Regions from separate parts of the Homo sapiens genome. Here region 2 is linked to region 1. Evidence: read pairs that join two places in POLR2A ChIA-PET (ENCODE). Cell type or tissue: OCI-LY7. All regions are shown on one strand. Links, peaks and the distances in the headings refer to the core of each region. The heading gives the core; the rest is flanking DNA. Region 1 overlaps AGO1 (argonaute RISC component 1). Region 2 holds the start of LSM10 (LSM10, U7 small nuclear RNA associated).

Region 1 (5,371 bases), core at 1-5,000:
GGCTTATCCCTGGAGGCCAGTGTAGCACCTCGATCCCTAATGGATCAGGTTGGACTGGATAAACAATCAAAGAACAGTGCTCTCCTTTCCCACCTTTTATTCAAATTCTCTCCATTCTCTTCTCATCACTCTTTTTCCTTTATGTCCATCCCCTAACACTCAAACCCAGGATACCCAAATAGCTCAACCCTAAGACAATCTCAGAAAAGCCAGGCCCCAGGTAAAGAGAAAAAGAACCAGATTTAGAAAAAGCAATGAGAGAAACCAGCTCCAAGGAGTGGACAGGTGTGGAAAATGCCAGAAACCCTCCTGACTTCACACAAGTTGGGCAGGTCAGTTGCTCTTCTCTAGTATAAGCTTGAGGGCAGTCCAGCCCAGGTGGACATCTCTGGGCTTGGGGAACAGGTTCTTGGTCTTCTGCAGTCAAGGAGCTAAGCCTGACCCTGCCAGCTAACAGTGGGATCATTGCAGCCATGCAGAGATTTCATCATCACATAGGCAGACAGGCAGGCAGGCAGGCAGGCAGGCAGGCAGGCCGGCCAGCAAGCAAGCAGAGTGAATAGAAGAAAAGGGAAAGGAAGCCAGGCAAAGAGAGAAGAGGAAAAGGAAGGCAAAACAGTGGTACAAAGGGAACAAGAGACCCAACTAAGAGGATGAGGCTGGGGGTCCCCCAAGCACTTCCTTGAAGCTTGGGTAAGAAGCACCACTTAAACCAAATCCACATGAGCCAAAGCTTGCTGCCAACACCACTTCTCCATCTGCATGCACCACCTTTCAAACAGGAATAATCTCAAGGTCGGGGTATTTTTCAAGTCTCAAAAATTATCTTTTTACAAAAAAATCAGAGTAAGAACTCATTTCTTGTCATTGCCCAAAGCTGATTCTCTTGCTTTTTATTTCTTGAATGGCATAAGCCACGTCAAAGGGCTAAAAATGCATTTCAAGCCCCAGCTGAAAACCAACTGGAGAGAGTGAGGCAAAGAGAGAAAAGGAGAGAACACAAACTTGTTGCTGGGAGTAGAGGCTGCCACCTGCTCCCTATGGACATTTGCAAATGCTGGTGAATGACTGGACCCTCCAGGAATAGTGCCCTGATCCTAGCCCCAAAATGTATCCAAGTGGAGAACATGCAGAGCCCACTGTCCCAGGAGAACTCCCCTCCCCAAAGGGTGACAGAACACGAAGTAGACTGTATATGAAGGCAATGGACAGGGCAGATGGAGTGTTAGCATCACTCTCTTTAGGCACTTGTGTAAGGAATGTAGGCTCTCCAGTGAGCTGCCTCCTCCCAGAGCCCTCCATTCTGTTCTTCAGCTGGGCTTGTGCCTATAGGGCACCCCATGCTGTAGCCAGCAGGAAAAAAGTAAAGGAGGAGTTACTCAACAGTCCTGATGCTTTCTCCATAATGAATGTTTGTGCTACGTTTTGTGAGTTGCTGAACAATGTAGCCAACCAGAACAGAACCTGGGATAGATTGTTTTGCATAGCAAATCCGGGTCATACAAGGGCAGCTAAGGGGAGGAAATGGTAGTTCTAACTCTACAGGCCAGGATTTAGACCCTTCTTCCTCCAGCTGGCCTCCAAGCCTGGGCTAGGTCTAAAGTAATCATGGCTTCATCACCAGATCAGGATAGATCCAAGCCCAGGCTCCTCAAAGAGGAAATTCCACACTGAAGTTGCAACTCCCCATCCCAAGCAGTGGGGCAGGAAAAAAATGAACAGTCAAGGAAAAAGGGCAGGGGGGATGCTTGCTTCAAGGCCAACAGAGACCAAGCTAGAACCACCACCTTCTCCAGTCCTGCAAGACAGCCAAACCCCATGTCTCAAGACAAAAAAAAAAAAAAAAAAAAGTCCATGCCACCCACCCACATGCCCTAGTGGGAAACCAGGAAAAATTCATTTTTGTAAACAGAAGCAATAGGGAGCAGCAAAATTCCCCAGCCTGTCCACAGGACACACTGCAATCTAGGATGAGCCAAAGGGTCAGAGGACAGTCCAGGGGAAGGAAAAAGATGCACTTGCAAGAAAGAGTGCAGGACAGTGCAGAGGAGGGAGGCTATAGCAAGAAAAAGGTATTATCTGCACAGAGGAAGGATGGAGCCTGGACCCCATCTTGGGGCGATAACCACCCCCTCCCTACCTAGCCAGGTCAGAGAACAAATCAGGTACACAGTTCATTCTGATGGCTCAATGTTTCTGGGATATAAACTCATCAGGCATGGGAAGGATTTCCAAATTTTGGCAATACACTCAAGTTATGGTATAAAAATAACATTTTGTTTTCTCTCTTTTTTCTCATTTTAGACCTAAGAGTTTTTTGTTATAAGACACCCCAGTTAAGAAATATTGAAACATAAGAGACTTGACCATCAAGGGAGAAAAGAAGCCAAGAGTGAAAAATGCTATGAAAGTAACTCCAGACCTGGGCGGGGCGGGAGGTAGGAGGAATAAGGAGAAAAGGAGGCATAAGTGGAAAGGCCAGGGGCCTGTCATCTCAGCAGCTCCGAGACTTGTCATGTTTGAAAGTGCAAATGTCAATGGATTTTAACCATCTTGAGGTTGTGATCTTTTAAAAAGCTCAATGAATGAGGAAGTCAATTCCTTCAAATGCAAAATAGCTGGCTTTCTGGCTGGAGGTTTGTTGGGTCTGGGGTATTTCTTCCCCATCTACCTCCTCTCCCACCCCCACCCCATTCCCCAAAGAAAGGTACAAAAGGTTGCAGTTCTGCAGCATTACCGTTACAGGGAAGGCACTGGTTACCCACCAGCGGGCGGAAGGAAGACAGGGTCGTGTCACTTCAAAGCTAAGTGCCATAGTGCCTTAAGTATTACTAGGGGCTGGATGTCTGTCAGGGAGGAGAAGTAAGGTGGGGCAGAAAATGTGGACAGAGAGGAATAAGGGTAAGGTGGGGGGTGGCAGCTGGGGGAGGAGCAACCAAAACCATTAAAAAATCTTCCTACAAACTGGATTCTGAACCCATTAAAACATCTAGTATCCTAAAATATTGATCTGGGTCTGGTTTCATTTTTCTTCTTAAACAAATCTAGTCCTTTTCTGATTAAGGCTCCTAAAAAATCCTTCCCTCCTCCCACCCACTTTCTCAAGCCCCTCACTTTCCCATCTAAAGTATCAAACCCAAACCTAACCAGCTTTTGTCTGCAGGGCTACAGAGTTGACCTTACCAAGCTGTCAAGCATGAGTCTTTAGCACTGTGAGTCACATGAGACACCTGTGTGTATGGTGGGCACCAGTGCTGCCCCTTTTGGTCCAGTGGGGTCAGGGCCAGATGTGACAAGATGGGGTGAGGGGTGGGGGACATGAGGTTGATATCAGAGATTTCTGGCTGGTGGTCTGTCTTGCTGGCCCTGTTCCCCACTCTTACACCACCTCTATAGAAGGAAACAAGGCATCCTACACTCCTCCCTACCCCACCTCCCTCCTCCTTGCTTCCTCTGGATTTGGGTGGCACAGCTCCTGGGGCTTGGAAAGCTTTCTTCTATCCAGTGAGGTAACAGCGTTCTGCCTTCAAGCGAAGTACATGGTGCGCAGAGTATCCTGGTGAACCTGCACGGCTTTGGCCAGGGCCTGGGGGTCCCGCCCATTGCTCTGCCCCGATATGTGGCTCCCCTCTCCACTGAAAAGGAAAAAATGAAAGAAGTCCTTCCTGGTGAACTGAGAGCTGCTGCTAATTCCCTCGCCCAGCCCTGGGATGCCAATTCCCATACCAACTTAAGAGAGAAACCCAACCCAGGATTGGGCAGACGAGCCCAATGACACCAAATTGGACAGCACTCATTTCCTTCTACCCAAGGAAAGTTAAGAAGATCTGGCACAATAGGCTGAAGCAAAAAGGAGGCCAACCTGATCCCAGGCCTCACCTGTCATGCTCCTTGTCCACCAGGTGGTATCGTGCCCGGAAAGCCACCAGGCGGGCATAGTAGGCAGGTGCTGGGATAGAGACAGAGCGTGTGCATCGTACGTAAGTGTGGCACAGCTGGTACGTCAGGATCTGGAGCTCATCTGCTGTGAAACGGTTGTCATCCCAAAGAACATAGTAATGGGATGGTCGGCTGGTGCCCTGGGAAGATAGGAAGGTGAGGGGTCCCAGGCTGGGCAGAGAAGATGGCTGATAATAGGGGAACAGGATCACTGTTAAGAATATGGCTGGGTAGATAATTCACCCATGAACAGGCAGATGCAAAACTACCAATGTCATAAAGCACTCTTCTTATAAGCAACCTGCAAGTGTACTCAGGGCTTATTACGACAGCAGTCCTGGCCGGGCACAGTGGCTCATGCCTGTAATCCCAGCACTTTGGGAGGCCAAGGTGGGTGGATCACTTGAGGTCAGGAGTTCAAGAACAGCAGGGCCAAAATGGTGAAACCCTGTCTCTACTAAAAATACAAAAATTAGCTGGGCATGGTGGCGCATGCTTGTAATCCCAGCTACTTGGGAGGCTGAGGCGGGAAGGCAGGAAGACTGCTTAAACCCAGAAGGTGGAGGTTGCAGTTAGCTGAAATTGTGCCACTGCACTCCAGCCTGGGGGACAGAGTGAGACTCCGCCTCAAAACAAAACAAAACAGAACAAACAGAAAAGAGAGCAATCCTAATTTGGATGTCATTCAGTGATGACTGATACATTCTAGAGGCAATATGAATGAACAACTCATCTTTGACCCATTGGAACCACAAGATAAAGCCCAGCTACCTGGATGCCTGCGTGGCTGCACAGATAGAAGTCAAACTCAAATGGGTGGGTGATGTTGGTGTCCACTGTGGTCCCAGCTGGGATGTTACCACTCTTCCCAATCTGTATAGAGACAAACACAACCAAGATCCCAAGACCTGCCTGGCCCTAACCAGGACCCTGGCTCAATTCTACTCTGATTTCACCAAAATCCCAAGAACAAAGCCAAAGTTGCTATTCCCTGAGGGTACTGAATCTTAAAATAATATGCTTCTAAAGTCACACAGACCTGTGTTCAAGTCCTATTAGCTGTGTGATCTTAGCAAGTCGTTTAACCTTTCTGAGGTTAAATTGGAGATAATAATAATACGTACCTCACAGGGTTGCTGTGAGGAAGACGCCTTGTACAGTATCTGGCACATAGGAGGAGTTCAATAAATGGTAGTTCCCTTCCCCTTCTCTAGGAGCTGGTCTATATATGGGGTCTAGGCCAGGGAGCTAGGAGGAGGGAAAGGAAGTATAAGGGAAGGACGGGAGGAGGTGGACACTAGTGAAGGCGGTGGCAGAGGAAGGACCACAAGAGCTAGGAGGAGGGAAGGGGCCAGGGAGGATAGATAGGACAAGGACTAAATCCCCAGCCTTTATCTCAAGGGCTTCTTCTCTATTAAGATAAGGGAGACAG
Region 2 (5,371 bases), core at 253-5,252, 480 kb before region 1:
TTTGCATGAACTGTGAAAAGAAAAAATTTAACTTTTAATTGGTGATTTGACTTTTTTTTGCCAAATTTGTTAAATCTGACTTTTATTTGCAACTCTAGAATCGGGCAACACTTCATTCTATAAAATGGAATGAGTGTTCAAATGAGCTGAGCAGAGGAGATTGGTTTTACAGCCAGAAAAGGGCTGAGGAAAGCAGAAACAGAAAACAAAAAGATTGGTTGTTTCAAAGTTACTTTCCTTGTAACTTTGAAGGCTAAAGCAGAGGGGACTTCCTTATCCTGCCAGCTAAAACAGGATGGTTTGGAGATCTAGCTATCTCTCACTCTTCTGATTTATCGGAATATCAGATAAACAACTTAGTTTCCACTTGGTGATGTAGAACTTTAGCATGAGTGACTCCATTTTGGTTCTGTTGGGCTTGGTGCAGGAGCCCTGTTCAAACCAATGGCCTCCAATTTTTTTTTTTTTTTGAGACGGAGTCTTGCTCTGTTGCCCAGGCTGGAATGAAGTGTTACTTTCTGAGCTCACTGCAGCCTCCACTTCCTGGATTCAAGCAATTCTCCTGCCTCAGCCTCCCAAGTAGGTGGGACCAGAGGTGTACGCCACCACGGTGGGCTAATTTTTTCTATTTTTTGTAGAGACAGGGTCTCCCCATTGTTGCCCAGACTGGTCTCGAACTCCTGGGCTCCAGTGATCCTTCCGCCTTGTCCTCCAAAGTGCTGGGATTACAGGTGTGGGCCTCTGCACCCGGCCCTGCCTCCTATAAATTTTACTTAACAAACTGTTCCCGCTAATTGCAATGCTCCTCCCATAGTTTTCACAAGCTTGGCTTCATGTCACTAATCTCAACTCAAATGTCACCTTCTCAGGGCACCCCTGACAATCCAATAAAAGACCACCTTGTCACCATCACATCACACCTTTAATCTTCTGAAGAAATTTTTCCCTATTTTTCTTCTTTGTTTTCTTAAGACTCTCTCCCCTGCAGCGCCATCAGCTCAGGGAGCCACTTGATCTTGGTCACTGCTCCATGCCGGAGCCTGGGAAGGAGCCTGGCCCAGGTCGCCGGTTCAATGAATGCGTGCGGAATGAATGAACGACTCTAGTGAAAGAGACTCCAATGACGCAGGCCGGGATTTGCGGAGCACGAGCCCCGCGCCGCGAAGCATTCTGGGGATTGTAGTTTCTCCGTGACGCGGTGACTTGCAGAGCACTGACGCACTCTGCGCCCGGAGGACAGAGCGGCCCGGTCGCCGGCATGGTTTCTCCGTCCTGCTGCAGCCGGCGGGAGGCAGCCAGTCCAGGCGCCCGCTAGCTTCGGCGGCGACCCAGACGGGGAAAGCGGAAGGAATGTCGCGTGGTGGGTCCGGGTCGGCGGTGCAGGGAGCCCCGGGGCGGAATGCGGGGGATGCCAGGACCTCCGGAAGGAGGTGCCGGAGCCCAGGAAGCGTTTTCTTCCCCATTTACCGAGTATAGCTCCTTTCCCCAGACCCGCTCCCGCTGCTCTGAGTAAGCGGTGCTCATCCCGTTTTACCGGTAGCTTAGCTAGCTTGGAGAAGCTAAGTGGTTTGCTAAGTGATCGCCCTCCTAGGAGGTGGCAAAGCCTGTTCTAGAACCCGGGCCTGACTCGAGGTCCGGTGACTGCTCTTTGCAGTCGCAGCAGCAGCCCCATACCTTTGCTTGATCGCAGATTCATCAGGCTGCAGCCGGGTGGCTGGTCGTTAGGCCATGCCCAGGGACCTAGCTCCCAGGCCCCCTCGTCACTGGCCTAGTCTGGCTTGCCACGCTCAGTGCCACAATGCACAGCCCTGGACGGGATGCTGAGTGAGGTCGTAAAGAGAGAGCGTTCCACCCCCTTTAACTCAGGTCTGAAAATAAGGGATAGGTAAGACATAGTGCACTAATACATTATCAGGGCATGTTGAAATCAAAGGAGAGTACCTTTAGTGGAGTGTGATTCTGGTAGCTTTGTTTCTCCTGTAGTTTAATAAATGTGGAAACAGGTTCAGAGACATTAACTTTTCTAGGTTTTCATAATTAGGGGTGGAGTGGGGATTCCAACCTAGGTTTCTCTACCTTCAAAACCTATGTACCTTATATAATACCGGTTGGGGGTTTTTTTCCCCAATTCATTATCCAGATTTATTTTCTTTTTTTTTTTCTGAGAGTCTCGCTGTGTCACCCAGGCTGGTGTGCAGTGGCACAATCTTGGCTCACTGTAACCTCTGCCTCCTGGGTTCAAGCGATTCTCCTGCTTCAGCCTCCCAAGTAGCTGAGATTACAGGTGCGCCCATGCCCAGGTAATTTTTGTATTTTTGGTAGATACTGGGTTTCACCATGTTGGCCAGGCGGGTCTTGAACTCCTGACCTCAGGTGATCCACTCGCCTTGGCCTCCCAAAATCCTGGGATTACAGGCGTGAGCCCTTGCACCCGGCCTCATTACCTTAATTTCTACTTACATAACAGCTGCATGGTGTAGACCAATAGTTCCCAGAGTGTGGGCCCCTGACCAGCAGCATCAGCATCACCTGGGAACATGTTCAAAATGACTTTATCTCTGGGCCTCACCTCAGACCTGAGTCAAACTGGGAGTGGGGCCCAGCAAGCTGAGTTAACAAGCCCCTCAGATGATTCTGATACACACTAATGTTTGAGAACTACTGGTGTCAACCAATGATTCTCAAACCTTAACGTGTATCTAATTCACGTAGGGGGTCATGTTAAAATGCAGTCTGTTTCCAGCCAGCGTGGAAGATGGCAGTGAGCCACTCAGTGAAGGAGTGGATTTTATCTCAGAACAGGCTTGGGGAGAGACCTGAGATTGCGCATTTCTAACCAGTACCCCTCAGCACTTTGGAGTTATCTGGGGAGCTTTCTTTTTTTTTTTTTTTTTTTTTTTTTTGAGATGGAGTCACTCTGCTGCCCAGGCTGGAGTGCAGTGGCACTCCACTTGCAGCTCACTGCAAGCTCTGTCTCCCAGGTTCACGCCATTCTCCTGCCTCAGCCCCCCGAGTAGCTGGGACTACAGGCGCCCGCCACCACGCCTGGCTAATTTTTTTGTATTTTTAGTAGAGATGGGGGTTTCACCATGTTAGCCAGGATGGTCTTGATCTCCTGACCTCATGATCCGCCCGCCTCGGTCTCCCAAAGTGCTGGGATTACAGGCGTGAGCCACCGCGCCCAGCCGGGAGCTTTTACAAAATAGGATACCTGGGCCCACCCCTCTAACCAAACGAATCAGAATCTCTGGGGTGGGGAGGTTGGGTTAAAAACTCACCAGATGATTCTAATGCACACCTGGTGTGAGGTTTGGAGCCAGACGGCTATGGATTTTCTTTTTTTTTTTTTTTGAGACAGAGTCTCTCTGTTACCCAGGCTGGAGTGCAGTGGCGTGATCTTGGCTCACTGCAGCCTCCACCTCCCGGATTCAAGCGATTCTCCTGCCTCAACCTCCGGAGCAGCTGTGATTATAGGTGCTCACCACCATGCCCGACTAATTTTTGTATTTTTAGTAGAGATGGGGTTTCACCATATTGGCCAGGCTGGTCTTGAATTCCTAGCCCCAGTGATCCACCCACCTTGGCCTCCCAAAGTGCTGGGATTACAGCGGGGAGCCACCACGCCCGGCCTGTGGCTACGGATTTGAATTCCAGCAATTCCACTTATTTACTGTGACCTTGGGCAAGTTACCTCTCCTAGCCATATTTTTCTTTTTTTAAAGTTATTGATTTTTTAAAATTAATGTATTATTAGGAATGATACAGACTTTTGTTGTTAGTCCTAATAATTTGTCTTGCATTCTCAATGTAGATAATCATATAATTTATAATTGACCAACAAGGACAGTGATCTTCCTTTATAATTATTGTTTCTCTAAATTCTTTCCCTTCTTTCCGTAATCGTTTTTTGAACATTGCATTGACCATTACCTACATTTTACTGTTGATTAGAAGCCATAAAAGGCATCCTTTTCTTGTCTCTGACCCAATAGAAATGCTCACCATTTTCTTTATTTTTTGAGACAGAGTCTTGCTCTTGTTGCCCAGGCTGGAGTGCAATGGCGCAATCTTGGCTCATTGCAACCTCTGCCTCCTGGGTTCAAGCAATTCTCCTGCCTCACCCTCCCGAGTAGCTGAGATTACAGGCATGTGCCACCACGCTTGGCTAATTTTTTGTATTTTTAGTAGAAACAGGGTTTCACCGTGTTAGCCAGGCTGGTCTCGAACTCCTGACCTCAGGTGATCCACCCGCCTCAGTCTCCCAAAGTGCTGGGATTGTAGTCGTGAGCCACCGCGCCCGGCCAATGCTCACCGTTTTCTTATAGGTTTTTCTTTTTTTTGAGACGGAGTCACTCTGCCGCGATCTTGGCTTACTGCAAGCTCCGCCTCTTAGGTTCACGCTATTCTCCTGCCTCAGCCTCCCGAGTAGCTGGGACTACAGGCGCCCGCTGTCACCACACTCGGCTAATTTTTTTTGCATTTTTAGTAGAGACGGGGTTTCACCATGTTAGCCAGGATGGTCTCAATCTCCTGACCTCGTGATCTGCCTGCCTCAGCCTCTCGAAGTGCTGGGATTACAGGCGTGAGCCACCATGCCCAGCCTTCTTGTAGGTTTTTTTAAAAAATCAGAGTTGGGGTCTTGCTATGTTGCCCAAGCAGGTCAGCAGAGCTCTTGGGCTCAAGTGAAGCTCCTACCTCAGTCTCCTGAGTAGCTAGTACCACAGGTGTATCCCACCGCGCCTGGCCATCCTAGCCATATTTTTCTCATTCATAAAATGAGCATAAGTAATCCTTGGCTTGCAAGTTGGTGTGAGGATTCTATGAGACATGTGCGGGAAGCATCTGTGTCCACAGATACAAAAATTGCAGAGGTGGTCTGTGCTGGGAATTTTGTTTGAGAACCTGGTGGAGGTGAGTTGGCAACTGTACCCCCTACCCTGCTATAGCTGCCATCTGTGTGCTCCTGTCCACAGCAAGCAGGCAGCTGGTGTGGAAGAATGGCGGTGAGCCATTCAGTGAAGGAGCGGACCATCTCTGAGAACAGCCTGATCATCCTACTGCAGGGCCTCCAGGGCCGGGTAACCACTGTGGACCTGCGGGATGAGAGCGTGGCCCACGGACGCATAGACAATGTCGATGCTTTCATGAACATCCGCCTGGCCAAAGTCACCTACACGGACCGTTGGGGGCATCAGGTCAAGCTGGATGACCTCTTTGTGACAGGCCGCAATGTCCGCTACGTCCACATCCCAGATGACGTGAACATCACCTCGACCATTGAGCAGCAGCTGCAGATTATCCATCGGGTGCGAAACTTTGGTGGCAAGGGCCAAGGCCGGTGGGAATTTCCCCCAAAAAACTGTAAGTGAGG

The links. ChIA-PET counts read pairs that join two places held together with the same protein. Peaks named below come from ENCODE experiments on the same cell type or tissue, not always from the same donor. Only the 100,000 strongest peaks of a DNase experiment are listed, where the experiment ranks them.
Region 2: POLR2A ChIA-PET joins it to region 1 with 8 read pairs; 3 of 35 experiments call an interaction of 5 or more read pairs at or near these places.

Annotation. Positions count from the first base shown.
Region 1 is chr1:35,917,763-35,923,133 of GRCh38, reverse strand. AGO1 (argonaute RISC component 1) reads right to left here. Exons shown (of 19, transcript NM_012199.5): 17 at 4,711-4,812; 18 at 3,880-4,079; 19 at 1-3,635. The coding sequence ends at 3,527. Among named protein-coding and RNA genes, the nearest start is that of AGO3, 11 kb to the left of the region's middle. In OCI-LY7, for the core only: no CTCF peak of the experiment used is centred there; no DNase peak of the experiment used is centred there.
Region 2 is chr1:36,393,756-36,399,126 of GRCh38, reverse strand. LSM10 (LSM10, U7 small nuclear RNA associated) reads left to right here and starts at 1,219. Exons shown (of 2, transcript NM_032881.3): 1 at 1,219-1,360; 2 at 4,974-5,371. The coding sequence starts at 4,998. The coding sequence ends at 5,369. RefSeq lists enhancers at 650-1,361, 1,362-2,074. In OCI-LY7, for the core only: no CTCF peak of the experiment used is centred there; DNase peaks (open chromatin) are centred at 1,166, 1,686 and 2,569; H3K4me3 peaks cover 3,113 bases; H3K27ac peaks cover 3,176 bases.